Regions from separate parts of the Mus musculus genome. Here region 1 is linked to region 2. The links are chromatin contacts, found by Hi-C in ENCODE. All regions are on one chromosome and are shown on one strand. The core of a region is the stretch at or near the end of the contact, and the rest is flanking DNA. Distances in the headings are between cores, read along the strand shown. Region 1 holds the start of Pxylp1 (2-phosphoxylose phosphatase 1). Region 2 holds the start of Arhgap20os (Rho GTPase activating protein 20, opposite strand).

Region 1 (7,238 bases), core at 3,478-5,977, about 45 Mb before region 2:
GAAACGTGGCAGAACCAGATTGCTCAACTCATGGTGGCCAGGAAGCAAAGAGAGCAAGAATGGTCTGAGGAAAAGATCTATCTTTCAAAGGCACACCTCAGTGACATATGTCATCCATCTAGGTCTCATCTCCTTATTGCCCATTCAATTATGAGCTCTTCAGTGGGTTAATCATCCGACCCTCGTGATCTAATCACCAATAGCACTAGCAACTGGGGACCAAACCTCAGCACATGATCCTTTGGGGCAGTACTTCATATTCAAACCATGACACATGGTTCTAGCATACAGACCAAGGGAGGTAACAGGAATGCTGTCCCTCAGAGGAATGCTGTCCCTCAGACAGGGAGCACCAGTGCAGCTCTTGACCTGAGATTCTGTGGTGCTCTGTGCATCAAGTTGAATCACTGAATAAACACCCGAACGTTCTGGTCTATTGCTCAACAGAGAAGGCTGGGGTCAAAGAATGTCAGAGGCCAACTCAGCCAGTGCCCAAGCATATAATAAATGACCTGGACACACGGTGGCTCCGTATCTGGTTTTTTGAAGAGTTTCGAATCAAATTTGTTTGACTCCTCTGTGGAGCTGCTGTGATGTTTTGTCTTTTTTTGTTTGTTTGTTTTTGTTTTCATTCTGCAAACCCAGGACCAGTGAAAGCGCCCTGAAGTGTCCAGAGGACTGGATTCTAGCCCTCACTATCTCCACAGCCCACTTGGTGGGTGACTTTGGGGCAAGTTGATTATTCTTGGCTTCAGTTCTCCTTCTGGCCATAGACTTCTGCATGAATTGGCAACAACACCAAGTATTTTTAACTATTTTAGCTTCCATCTTGCTACTTTGGGCCCTAGGGGAGTTCTGTGGTCTGTCTTTCTCATGGACTCTCAATTCCAGTTGCTGTAGCTCATGTCACTACAAAGTTCAGAAATCTCTGCTGGGTCCTTCATCTCTCCTTTCTGCATAGCTTCTTATTGTAAAATGAGAAGGCAGGACTCAGTTCATCTGTCCATTCGCCTGGCTTTTATAAAGTGCTTACTTTATAAACTTGACCGTTTTTGATACACGGCTTGCCACAGTCCTTCTCTTTTTATGATTTCTAAAGGTGATTCCTGTGAGTTCATTCAATGCTTGCTTTGGTTGTCCTGAGATCTTTCAGTTGGGCTGAGAGTCTAGAGGACAAAAAAAGAGTATTTAGATCTATGATTCACTGAATTACTCTAATTTTTTTTGTGTGATTATTTTTTCTTCTTCTTTTGGCTCACAGTCAGGTTCAGAGCCCTCTTTTATCTTTATTTAATGTGGTTATTTTGTGCTCTGTTCTTCCAGATTTGACTTTATAATTAAATTTCCCCCAGATAGATGGGAAAATGAGTTCACCCTCCTTCGTTGCTCTCAGGAGTGGGAAGGGGCTTTTATAATAAGCTTGTTGGGGGTGGGGGAAGGGACCACAGCTGGTAGTAGGGACAAAGAACCGTGCATGCATAAATGAGGATAGACCACCCTGGAGCTGGGGGAGGGTCTGCCTCTCTAAACCAGGAGCTTGTGTTAGGCAGCAGCTCTGCAGCCACCGAAGAAACAGACCTTTAACCTTTTGCAAGGTATTTCTCTCTCCAAGGTGCTGGGGTTGCAGATGTGGGGTAGACAGGGCAATTTCCATTTAATATAAATATGCCAGTCAGTCTGATGCTCTCTGCTCTATGAATCAACAAGAAATCTATCCTGAATAATTTTTTATCTTAACCTTTAATATTTGAGCACTTAGTATTTCTCCACATTCCTGTAGTGAATGGACATTCTAGCTATCACCAAAGAAAACCAAACCCACGGTGAAGAGAATTTGGAAATAATATTGTCCATCTGAATATGGTGGTAGGCAGCACAGAAATATTTTGTGGTGTCAATAGATTTGGCAGTAAGGCGGAATTGTGAGCAATTCAGGTCTTTGCAATGTAGAAACTGGTTCAAATAACGCAACCTGTTTTTCTCCCTAGGAAGACCGTTGGCATGGCGGTTTGTTAACTCAGACTAGGCACCCTGTGGCAATGTGGCCCTGTAAGAAGGGAGGGGACAGGGAGCAGGTTTTGTAAGTCCCCAGACAAAGGAGGCTGTGCAAATATTTGCAGGCTTTTTGCTCCAGGGGTGAGATGGCCTTGAAGGTGTTCATCCGCTGATGGCTACTCCAGTCCAACTAGGGATGCTGGGGCAATGTGGCAGCGTGTGCTGCCTAGTAGACTATTCAAGACTTGGTGCTGCCCAATGTTTTTAGAGGACAGGTGGGCTCAGCTTTCATTCAATAAATGGTGGGTGTTTTCCTGTAGCAAACAGTTCAAGGGGGAGGGTGTGAGTCCTGGCACCGTGCTAGTTCTCTGTTTTATGGTCATCCAGGGGCACAGTTCGCTGCTCTAGCAAATGAGTAATGAAGGTGACAGGCACTGTTTTCAGGAGCGTGTGACACTGTGCTGGGTTGGGGGCTTGTCCTAGTCAGGACTCTCTTGGTTGCCAGGGCCAGAGAAATAGAATTTTTATTTCACTTGGAGGATAGTAGGGGATAACTTGGATCATGTATTTGGATAACCAGTATTATGTTGGTATCTGGCATGAGAGAAATCTGCTCCCGCTTCCTGCTTGAGGATATCTGGGAGCTACACTCGTTGGCACTGCCTCCCCAGCCATTAGCCAAGTGGCTCCAGCTGCCTCAGACAGATACCCTATTTTATCACTGCAGAGGGAGGCTTGCCATTCTCCCCTGTAGGAACCTCTCCTTTTCCCTTCCCTGGAAACCCTTCAACCCTTAAAGACCCTCAGGAAAGGAGGTGGAATGCTTTCTCCAGAGTGGGAAAAATGTCGAAGTGTTCAGGGAATAGAGGTTGAAGGAAAGAGGGAAAGATGATCGTGGTATCCGGTATTAACCTGGATTGTAGGAAGGTGCAACGATGGAAACTCTAAGTGCCGCGTGGAGGAAGATTCAGGCAGAGGAGACCTGTTCCCACTTCCAGAAGAATAGTGGAGAATACCCCAGTCGAGTGGGATAGTGGCAAATTTTTGTAGAGAAATGATGCCCGAGTCACCTTTCATCCTCTTGTGGTCATGTTGAACCTAAGACTGTCTACATATCCCATGGGAAGGGTAAGTAAGTAGCCAAGAAAGGGAACATACGCCTATGGGTTACAGAAGATGTGGCACAGACCCACAAGGGCTCCATCCAGAACAAAATCAGGCCTGGGTAGTTTGCAGAGAGAGGCTGGGTTTGTGGTGGAGGCAGAGTTGCGAGCCTGCGTCGGCTGGAGACTCCCGTGTTCCTGAAAGGGTAGTAGACTTGAGAGAAAGCAAAGCTGAGCATCTGGGGTCAAGTTCCAGGCCTGAAGCTGACAAGCCCTGCCCTAACCCCCTTTTCTGATGTATGTATGTATGTATGTATGTATGTATGTATGTATGTATGTATGTATGTATTTTGCTTTGGGCTAGTGTGGATGGAGTTGTCTGTCATCTGCAGCCTGTGTGACTTGTGAAGGAGTGGAACTTGGAATTAGAGCAGAACTGTCAAGAGTCCGTGGCGAGAAGGAAGAGTCTGTGTTGGATAGGATGCCTGGACTGTGGTGGTCCTTGAGGGCCAGCCCAAGTAGGAATTTAACGGGGAGTGAGATTTCATGCTCACGTATTGGAGAAAGCTGTCGCTAGTACTGAAGGGATAAGCAGGCTGAAGGTGGTGTTGAGCCTGGGTAATTGGGTGAGAGGGATAGTAACTAGTGTCCTCAGGCAAGTGCCAGCTGGCCATCAAGGCATTGAACAGAGAAGGCATTCCAGATGGCTGGACCATGGGGGTAAATGGAATGCAGGCTAGGGAAGTAGAATCTAGCTGATTTGAGGGGAGAAATTGGAGGTAAAAATATGGATAAAATATAAAGTGTTTTGATTTAGTCACTATCGAATGAGTTAGGGAAAATCAAGTGATGCGCTACCCTCAAAACCGCACCTCTTTTGCAGTTGAGAGAGGCACAAGGGTGTCACTGTAGTCCCAGAACTGACAACAAAGGCAATCTCACAATTGTGGTTGGTGAGATCCTTTTTTACAGCATTTGAAACAACAACAACAAAAGACCCACAAACACAGCTTTATAGAACGAGTGCTGCGCGGGTCTTTGGCTGGCAGCCCTGGGGTCATGCAGAAACGCCCCCGTGACACAGCCACGACCTCTCAAGGGTGGATGCCTGCAGGCCTTTAGGGACAAAACTACTGCCAGGTCTAGAGTAGACACAGGCCGGATGTGGCCCGCGCCGGAAGAGAAGCGCGGGACAGGCGCTTGGGTGGAGGTGGCACGGTGGCTAGGATATGCCAGTTTTGAGTCCACGAGGCACCGCAGGACCCACATCCGCAGCTAGATCCGCGGCGCGGAGTTAGGCACGCAGTCACAAAGCACCCTAGCCAAGGCTGGGACGGGTCCAGGGCAGTGTCCTGGGGCCATGGCACCCTCCCGGGTCCTAAGTCCGGCATAGGGAGGAGCATAGGCCCTGTGCGCTCCGAGTGCGCGCGCTTTCCCGGACCCGGACGGCGCGACCGGAGCCTGTCTGGATGACTGTTTGGACACTCCAGGCCATGTGTGCCTCCAAGGCCCGGGATGCGGGTCGCCGCAGCCTGCTGGTCCCGCACGGCCGCCTGCGGGGCGGAGCTCCAGGGCGCCCTGAGCGCGTCGGGCCGGGCAGGGACCCGGCGGTCCCGGTAGGGGGCGCTGCGGAACCCCGAGTTTGGCGGCCTGCGCGCGCCACCGCCGCCTGCACTCCCGCCAGGAGGAGCTGGCTGCGGGTGGAGATCCCTACGCACAGCGACGGAGGCCGGGACCGTAGGCGGTGAGTGTGGTGCGCGCCGGGTCCCAGCGGTTGTGAGGCTTCTCGCAAGGCGGGCTTGTGTCTAGGGTCTTGGGGGGCGACCCCGGAGAGGTGTCCGCGATGCCAAGATCCGGAGGCAGGGGCGGGCTTCCAAGCAGCGGGTGTGAGCCCTGCCACCAAGCTCTTTCCCTTATCTACGCGCTCCCCAGTTGCCACCTCTCCCCATACCCTCCCCGCGTTGGAGAGGGGTCCCTGCCCTCCGATCCGTCTCCCCTTTCTCAGCCCTGCACCCTAGAAGCCTGCCCGCACACCCCCTTTTCTCCCTCAAGCCCTCCCACGCCTACCTCCTCCTGGTTGCCTGCCGCTCGCCTCTCCCTCCCAGCTCTGCTCCTACGGTCCCCGCCGCCACCCCAGCGGGGTCCCATTCTGCCTAGGCGCTCCTGCTGAACGACTCAGCGGGAATCTGAGCTCCGGGGTCCCCCTTCTCCCGGCTGTCCCATAGCTGCAGTGTCCAGGTAAAAAGGGGCTGCAACTTCAGGGCCTGCCCCGGGGGTGGGGCTGGTGCTTCGCCAGCTACCTGCTGCCTGCGGCGCAGGAACCCTGGGCCCAGCCCAGGGCCACTTCACGCGTGCAGGTTATGCTTGCTCAGTGTTCTGTTTAGGACAGTGTGGTTACTTCTTTGCTTGCTTTTGCTTGGTGAACTTGGATAGGTTGCGATTTCTTAAAAAGAAGCCGGCTTTGCTACCCACAAATATGGAGCAGGTTTTCTTTGCTGCTGTGACTGGCTGTCAGTAGTACCTGTGGATCGGGGAAGATTTAGCTATGCTGGGGAAATGGAGCCACATCCCCACTCTCTCACCACAGCTCTGGGAACGTAACTGTCCCCTCTAGGGTGGGCCCGTGTCTTTGTGGAAAGGCAAGGATGCTTCCTAAACATTCAACAGGTAAAAACCAGTTAGGAATCTGGATCAGATCTGGTGTGGATAGGGAAATGTGGGATGAGTGAGTGATCAAGGAGGGGCTCTGGGAGAGTTCCATGGCTTAGGGACATTTGTTGCTCTTTGCGGCAAGTCCCAGGCTGGACCCTGACTATGGACTAGACAGTGATGAGCCCAGCCTACCCTCTGGAACTGTCGGTCGGGCTTGGCACCAGCCCCCTCCTCAGAGGTGTTGGTGCCCTGTGGTGACATCTGTGGGAAGAGGATTTAAAGCAGATGGCTTGGAAAGCCTCATGGTCCCCGGAGAGAAGTGGAGATGGCATGGTGACAGCCCAGCGTGTGCGTTCACCCCTTCCCTTCTGGGGTCTTTCATTAAATCTTAGATTAAATTAATTGCCTAGTCAGAGAAAGAACATATAAAGGGTATTTCTCTTTTAGGATTGGCTCTGGGCCAGCCTGCCCTCACAGATACCTTGGGAGGCTGCAGATGGGAACCCGTGGCAGCGTGGACCGCCTGGAGCACAGCACTCTGGGCTGTAGGACTGCCCTGTCTCTGTGGTTTCTCTTTGATGGCTCTGGTAGTGATTAGTTCAATATTCCTTTTCTATTGAATAGATAAGTAATTAGCCAAGAACACAGTGGGGCTCAGTAGGGCCCTTCTGAGTGTTCTCAATTTCCTGTATGAATCTTCCTGTCCTCACAGTGATAGGCTGCTCTCAGGAGTCCTTCTGGCTAGGATTGAATACCTGCAGGGCTGGGGTGACCTTTAGGACCTGGCCAGGTGCCCCTGCCTGTTACTCAATGTTTATTTAAAAACAAAAACAAAAACAAAAACAAAGCAAACTTCATGTATCTGTCTTGAGCCCACAACCCATGCCTTCCACTGGGCTGTAGTATTTTCAAAATATCTCTCAATCCAACAGATCTGAATATACATATATATAAATGTTAAAGTCTCTCCTGCTGGAGACAAGTTCTCTGTCTGGTAAGACGGGGTGTGAAGGGGAAGAGACGGGATAGAACGTTCAATTTCGAGGTCAGGCTCTGACAGCTGGACCTGTCCCTCAGTGGAGATTCCAGACTTTTACAGAACGAAACAGTTCTCTTCACCCTAGAGATAGGAATGGGAGGATAATGGGAGTTCTGGGGAGGCCTCAAGGCTGCCTACTGAGAGGCGAAAAGTCCACCAAGACTTATCCTGCAGACCCTGGGCTGAGGACCTAGCTTCTGCATACCATTCTCATTCATTCATTCATTCATTCATTCATTCATTCATTCATTTATTCTGGCTGGCCTGGCACTCCGTGTACACTAGGCTGACCTCAGGTCCCAAGTGCTGGGATTAAAGACTTGTACCACCACACCTGGTAGCCCTGGCTTCTTGGGACATCCTCCACCTCTGCCTGCTGATGGAGGAAGCTGGTAAGGAGTTGGGGGTTCCTTGCAGAACCCCACCTTCCCCACTTCAGGCTGTGATGA
Region 2 (7,660 bases), core at 2,453-4,952:
GGGTGTCTAGAGGCTGGCTTTCATAGTGTTTTTGTATTTGGTGATAAATAGAAGCACTTTTCATCATTTGAAATGATCCACATTCCTTAGATGCATGCCACAGAAAACTCAACTAGGAGCCAGGGAGATGTCTCACTAAGCAGAGTGACTGCTGTGTCAGCAAAGACCCAAGTTCAGATTCAGCACAGATAAAACAGCCAGTAATGACAACAGCCAGTAATGACCTGCATCTATGACACTAGCACGGAAGACAGGCAGAGGCAGATACAGGCAATTCCCGGGCACACATGGTCCAGCCAGCCTAGCCAGTCAAGGAACTCTAGGTTCAGTGAGTGACTCTTGTCTCAAAGATGAGGTGAGGATCTCCACAGATGCATATCCACATGCACACATGTACCCACCCACATACACACACACCACACGCGTGCGCGCGCGCGCGTGCACACACACACACACACACACACACACACACACCTAACATTACATGAGCATTGTTTCCAGAATTAGTAAATGTCCAGGACTGGTGGCTCAATGGTCTTCAGAGAGAGACACCCAGACTAGGCCTGTCTTTATATTGCATTATTATTTGTAAATTTTCTTATTCAAGGTTAACTCAGGGCCAAATATGATCAGAGTCATGTCTTTAAAATCCAGTCTCCATTTACGACAGATATCCACTGTTGCTCAGAGTCCCTTAGTTCCTCCTGGGCCATTTGTAACTTCTTGTGAGCAGTGTGGTGGTTTGAATATGCTTGGCACTATTTGGAGGTGCGGCCTTGTTGGAGTAGGTGTGACCTTTGTGGAGGAAGTGTGTCACTGTGGGCATTGGCTTTAAGACCCTCATCCTAGCTGCCTGGAAGTCAATCTTCTCCTAGCTGCCTTCGGAACAAGAGGTGGAAATCTCAGCTCTTCCAGTCTCACATCTGCCTGTACACTGCATGCTCTTGCCTTGATGATAATGGATTGAACCTCTGAACCTGTAAGCCTGTCCGAATTAAACATTTTCTTTATAAGAGTTGCCTTGGTCATGGTATCTGTTCACAGCAGTAAAACCTTAACTGTCTTAGTCAGGGTTTCTATTCCTTCACAAACATCATGACCAAGAAGCAAGTTGGGGAGGAAAGGGTTTATTCAGCTTACACTTTCACATTGCTATTCATCACCAAAGGAAGTCAGGACTGGAACGCAAGCAGGTCAGGAAGCAGGAGCTGATGCAGAGGCCATGGAGAGGTGTTTCTTACTGGCTTGCTCAGCTTGCTTTCTTATAGAACCCAAGACTACCAGCCCAGACATGGTACTACCCACAAGGGGGAGGCCCCTTGATCACTAATTGAGAAAATGCCTTACAGATGGATCTCATGGAGGCATTTCCTCAACTGAAGCTCCTTTCTCTGTGATAACTCCAGCCTGTGTCAAGTTGACACACAAAACAAGCCAGTGCACTTAACTAACACTAGCAGCTTTAGGGGACTCTGCAAGGTATGAATTCACTCTTCAGTTTGGATGGAGAGCAGCCAGCCCTGGCCATGCTGCTCAGTGAAAGTCAGTTTTATACTGTCCTACCTAAACATAGTTCACTTTGACCCGTGTTTGCTCTTTTGAAGGTAGGAAGGCACCAGGAGCTTTGGCTTAGTCAGCCCAGCCAGTTTGGGGTCTAATGGGAACAGTAGTGCTTCTTGTGGCCCTGGCCATGTCTCTGTAGCCATGGAGGCTCAGCCTCTGCCAACTTCTCACCTAACTTCTCCCTGGTCCGTGCTGCCTGGTCCTCCAGGTGTTTATGGAGCCCATCCTGGCTCTGCAGCCTCCTGACCACTTTGACATCAGCTTTCTAAAACATTCCCTTTTGTGCTTCAGTCAGTAAGTTTCTGTTGCTCACAACCATAGAGCTTTGGCCAGTTGAAGCCAAGTTCTGTGTATTAAAAGTAAACACAGGCCTCATGCTTCTGTTTTGTCCACTCCAACCCATGCCTTCTCATTCCAGCTGACATCTTTATATTAAGACTATTTCTAAATATGCCTCTGTAGCTTGTGTGCATAAAAAAATCATTTTTAACCTATAATGTATCTCTAGTAAATTTGATTTTCTTTGGAATGGTACATTTATGTTAAGGTTATTTTAATCTGGACATCTGTTTTCACAGATCTTGCTCCTTTCTAAGTCTTAATTTAAGCCACTGACAACGGCAGGCAAAAAAAAAATCATAACCCTTCAACTCAAAGTGACGTTTTAATTATGAAATATTTCAAAGGTGTAGAGAATGCCTCATCACACTCCGGTGTCTCAACCCAGAGTAAACAGCTCTTACCCCCCACACTTAGGAGGGAGAAACGGCAGGAACGGGAGTTCAAAGACCGCCTCTGCTACTGAGGAATTGTCAAAGCCAGCCATAAGACACTGTTTCAAAAAAAATCAAAACCAAACCAAACAAACAAAAAAACCAGGAAACAAAACAAACAAACCAATAATAATAAAACCCCAAACACTGAGAAGTCCCATTTTTAAGTCTGTATCTTAAAAGTATTTCACATGACACATGTATCAAATACTAGAATATATATGTATATGTGTATATGTATATATACATATGTGTATTATATACATGTATAATATGTATTTTATATATGTGTAAATATATACACATATTCAATATATATATATATTGAAATAACAGGGCACTAGAAAAGACCAAAATATCCACTCATGTAGTGTTTTCCTAAAAAGAGATTTCCAAAATAAGTTAATTAAATGGATACATTTGTTGTCACGGTATGTGAATTTTAGAAACTGTAACTTTGTGTGGGTAGAAGGTTAAGCATACAGAAGAGGGCACATTAGTTTCAGGTAGAGATGGAGTGACAGGGTTTTCTGCTGGGTCTCTAGCGATGTTGTGGAGCTAGTTTTAAGTGAACACCTTCCTATATCTTTAGGGTTATAAAAGCAATACTGATGATCTGTGTTTAGGGTCACTGACCTGGGTCAGATCCACCACCCATATGTGTGTTAGCTGCCTGTCAGCTTTGCCATCTGTGAAATGGGAACCATAATTTCGACTATCTTATAAACTTTCTATGAATATAGATTATGTTAGAAAAACATATTTTGCATGTTAACCATCAGCTCCTGTCCTTCTTCTGAGGCTCAGGCTGTATACACGGACAAGGGCAGGAAGAGATGGTGATGGAATGGAGGGCAGAGAGGAACCTGAGGCAGAGCTCTGTTCCCCACCAGTGCTCCAAGCACTGTGGGAGAGAGGTGCCCTGTGATGGAGGAAGCACTCAGCAACAGCTGGCAGGGAGTAAATCAGCTGAGCATCTTCATGGAAAAACAACCAATGCTGCACGTGGATGGCAACTAGACCACAAGAAGAAAAATGCAAAGAGAACACAAACACCTCCTCACAGCCAAGCTTGTTTTGCCCCCTGCCTCTCACCTGCCCCTGGTCTGCCTTCTGATGTTGCCTCTTAGCCCTTTCTAATTTTCTCAGGTGCTGGATGGTGAGCACTTCATTTGGAATACGCACTTTCAGAAATGCTATGGCTTAAACAAGGGCGTGTCTGCCCAAACACAGGTGCTAAACTTTAATGGCGAACCGGTACTTTCAACAGGTGAGGCCCTTCTGAGAAGATTGGACAACAAGGGCTCCCTTCACCGTGACTGGAGTTAGAGCCCTTATAAAAGAGCTGAAGGGCTCGCCTCCTTTCTCTTGAGTTTGTGCGGTTTGAGCATGCGGCAAGGACGCTCCCCCGTGCCCGTGCCCGTGCCCGTGCCCGTGCCCGTGCCCCACTTGGATTTCTAGACTCTGCTGCTGTAAATCACCATACAGTCTACTCAGCTGTCGCAGCGTACACGGAGCAGGTACAAGTCGTGGCGACTTGCTGTCGCTGTAAGTCCACAGATAAATATCCTGTAATGGCATGATTGCAGGCTTTCAGAAAGGTCATGCTTTGCTCCGGGGGAAGAGCGGCGGCTGTTCCAGGTGACTCACCGCCACCCTTATCCTGAACTCACTTATTCTTGCCTTTCCTGGTTCTTATCCTTCCTTATTCCAGCAGCTTCATTTTAAGTTTCTTATAGGATTTATTTTTTCCCCCTCATTCCTCTGCTGGAAAACGAGTAGTAGCACTCTTCTGTCCTTAGATTAAAAAAAGCATTTAAGAAACTGCCCTAATCCCACCCTAATCCAGCTTTCTAGTCTTTCCAATTTACCTTTTCTGAGGCTCGGCCTCAGCAGATCCCAGCATTGCTGTGCTCACCCCCACATCCCCGTCTTCTCTCCCCACGCCCCCCCCCATTTCAACACACTGCCCTCTCCACCCTCCCGAGTCCCATGTGTCTAATTTCCCCCTCCTTAGTGGTTTACCTCAAATGTCATTTACTTTCTAAAACCTTCCTCGATCTCCATTCCTTTCTCCCCAAGCTGAACACGAGCAATTAATTTATAAACTTCGTGGGCGCGAGGGAACCAAGAAGGAATACTACACTGTCCCTCTGCTCTGTCAGCACCTGTCCAGTCAGGAAGGCAAGACATAAACCAGAAACCTTAACGTCGGGGCGAGGGAGAACAGGGCCACATGGAGACTCTTTAGAACCCCTGGCTTCTCTGGACTCTAGCTTCTCTCTTCCTCACCCAACCCCCACTCGTGTTCAGTACTGTGGCAGTACGTTTTCTCTGAGTCTACTCTCCTGATCAAGCCGCGTCCCGCGTGGCTACATGCAAGCCGCATCTACGCCTTCCGGATAACCGGAGCCCTTTTGCAACCCGCTCCTGCGCACCTTTCTGATTCTCTCCACTTTTATTACCTCTTCCTCCTCTGCCTCACAATAACTCCCTAACAAGGTCAAACATTTCCCTTCTTAAGCCTTGAACCCACTTCTTCCCTTATGTCAAGTCCTTTCTTGTCATCTGGGTATGCGTTTAGAGAACGCCAGCTGGAGGGATGCTTGCTTGGCCCACTAGCCTAATCCACTGCCTGGCTCACACCCTTAAACCTCCTCCTCCTGTGTTTTCCCATCTGGTTTTGGATCATTGATGTGAGACTCCTGGGGCAGAGGCCCTGCTTTGTGGGTCACAGCTGTAACTCCAGCGCAGCTGCGGCAGGGCACAGGGAAGTGCTTGGGGGAATGTTTGTTTATGATTGAATGATGTGATAGCATGGGGGAGAGTGGTGGATCCCAAGTGCAGGGAAGCACAAACTGCTTAACTGGCTCTCTCAGGTTTTTGGTTGCAGGCACCTTATCTGTTTTGCTTAGAGCTGTGTTTTAGTGTGTGGGTTCTCAAGACCCAACGAAAGCATGAATGTCAAGTCTAAGGGTGATGAACTGGACACAGACATCAAGGGCTCATCATGTAGGGCCTTGAGTGTGTAACAAATAAATCAGTATTTTTGTCTTTTGAAAAGTGGAGACTCATGGAAGGCTTTTCTTGCTATGTGTTTATTTTTCACAAACATGTATCTGTTTTGGGTTTTAATTTTGATCTTGAAGTATAGATCTCCTGGGACGGAGTTGCAAGGAAAGGTTCACTGATTCCCTCCGGCACTTCTCCCAGACTTTTAATGCTTGTGTTGTATATGAGCACAGTGTTGTGAGCAAGACACAGACGATGACGTAATTCATAGAACTGACCAGATCCCATCAATTTACATGCTCCAGTCTCTGTGTACATGCTGTGCATCTTTGTCACATGCAAGTGATGTCTGGGTCATCAGTATCTCAAGATGTTTCATTCTCATCAGAAGATGACGTCTCCAGAATACATGCTGTATTTAGATTTAAGATGTAACAGAGAGGTGAGCAGAGAGCTCAGGACATATCTTAGGAATATCACTGTTTAGGGCCACCATGACATTGAATCCAGTGCAAGAAGGCTGTTTTACAGGCAAACCGGTGAAGCATAGCATGCGGTGAGGCAGGTGGGATGATAGAGGGAAAGTGCATAGAGGCAAGTACTAAACAGTCTTAAGTTGTCTGGCAACAAAATGAAGCACTTGTGATGGGTCGCATGGGTTTGTCTTAAGACTTAAGGTAAGACTTAAGGAAGGACCTGCAATGGTCCATTTCACTTGTAAATTTGATTGGGTTAAGAAGTACCTAAAACATTTTTTTGGTGAACATCTGTGAGGGTGTTTCCAGAAAGCATTGACTTGGGGGGCGGGGGGTGGGGGAACTTCTGGATGTGGTGGTATGCTATTCCACAGGCTGGGTTCCTGAACTAAATGAAACTGGAAAGTGAATACAGCCAGGTGAGTGCCTGGGTTCCTCTTCTCTACCTTTGGCCCACTGATATTTGAGTTCCAAACTGCTAAAAGCCATTCCTGCCAGCACGTATTCTCCACTACGGTGGATTGTTCCTTCAAGACTGTCCTTATGTTGCTTCTTGTCTGTATTTGTTACAAAGAAGTGATTGATATAGTTCCATAATGTGTGGTAGTTCTGTGGTCACGGGAGCATTGTCAATCTATCATGCCATTTCTGTGACTCCTTACATGGTAACTGGATGAATCCAGATGAGATCTTGCCTAATACCCACTGGGGAATAGCCGAGGAGCTTTAGAACTGTGAGAAAGTAAAAAACAAACAGACAAACATCTGTGAACAGAGTGGAAGTTACTGAATGATGGGCACAAAGGTGGAGAGCAGAGGGGCGGGCCTGCGTGGCTGATGAAGCAAGGTCCCACAGGGGGAGGGGGAGTTCAGCTGACTTGGGGGGGGGGAGGGACGACATGGTGGTGGTCGTTAAGTATGGCTGCTGGCTGCTGAGGACTCAATTTCCCAGTGAGGTGGGGACCACTGCAGCTGAGGGAAATGGCCTGCTCTGTTGTCCAAAGATGACTAAAGAATTCAGAGTCGTCATCTGAGGAACCAGTCACCACCTGGTACCACACTTTGCCCCTTGTGTTTTAAAATTAGGATGTACTGATTGTATATAATAATGTGTTAGATGTAGATAATTTATTTGGATGGTATTTGTCCTCTGTTACTAGTTATTTCTCTTCTCCTTCTCTTCTGATTCCAACGAATTTAAGTAAGTTTACTTAAATGAGCATGGACAATCTACACCACTGAAGAAAGTGTCTATCTCTTCTCTAGCCACTACTAATTGCCTATAGGCCATGCCTCATGACCCCTTTCCACTCTCTACCCTCAGCAGCAGTGCACTGCCTTTACGGTCTTGGGTGTGTGTGGTGTGTGTGCCTGTGGAGTGTCACGAACCTCTCCCTTCTCCTTAAGGGAATCACCTGATCTTGTGCAGTTAATTGCAGCTGTGAAGAGTTCAAGATTGCAGTGCCTATATCATACCTATAAGACAGTGTTTCACAACAATGTACTTTTGTCGTTTCTCATCAGGATATGACAAATGATCTTATTCAGTCATATTACCAGCATTGATAATAGTGCCCAGCACATAATAGAACTTGATGAGTATATATATAATTTTTTTTTTTTTGAGCATTGGACCAAATGAGAAGATACAAAATGACTAGTGAGAGTTCTGGATAGTCCAGCTGCAGTTTAAAGCAATCCCTCTCTCCTCTGGCCTGGCCCTACCACCTATGTTTGTTGCTTGCTGTCTCTGTCTTAAGTGACTTGTACTCACATCTATGGTTTTGCACTGAGCACTTCTCAGGGCTAAGTCTGCAGGTGATTCGTCCTATCATG

Evidence for each region. A loop is a pair of places that touch in the nucleus more often than their neighbours do.
Region 1: a loop to region 2 is called in a map of T-helper 17 cell, with 38 times the contacts of the local background. The contact joins the promoter of Pxylp1 here to the promoter of Arhgap20os in region 2. A Hi-C loop is called at or near these places in 3 of 37 maps with a recorded cell type or tissue (T-helper 17 cell and regulatory T cell).

Annotation. Positions count from the first base shown.
Region 1 is chr9:96,886,963-96,894,200 of GRCm38, reverse strand. Pxylp1 (2-phosphoxylose phosphatase 1) reads left to right here and starts at 4,727. Exons shown (of 6, transcript NM_001289647.1): 1 at 4,727-4,842.
Region 2 is chr9:51,871,927-51,879,586 of GRCm38, reverse strand. It overlaps Arhgap20os (Rho GTPase activating protein 20, opposite strand), which reads left to right and starts at 3,702. Exons shown (of 4, transcript NR_033560.1): 1 at 3,702-3,884.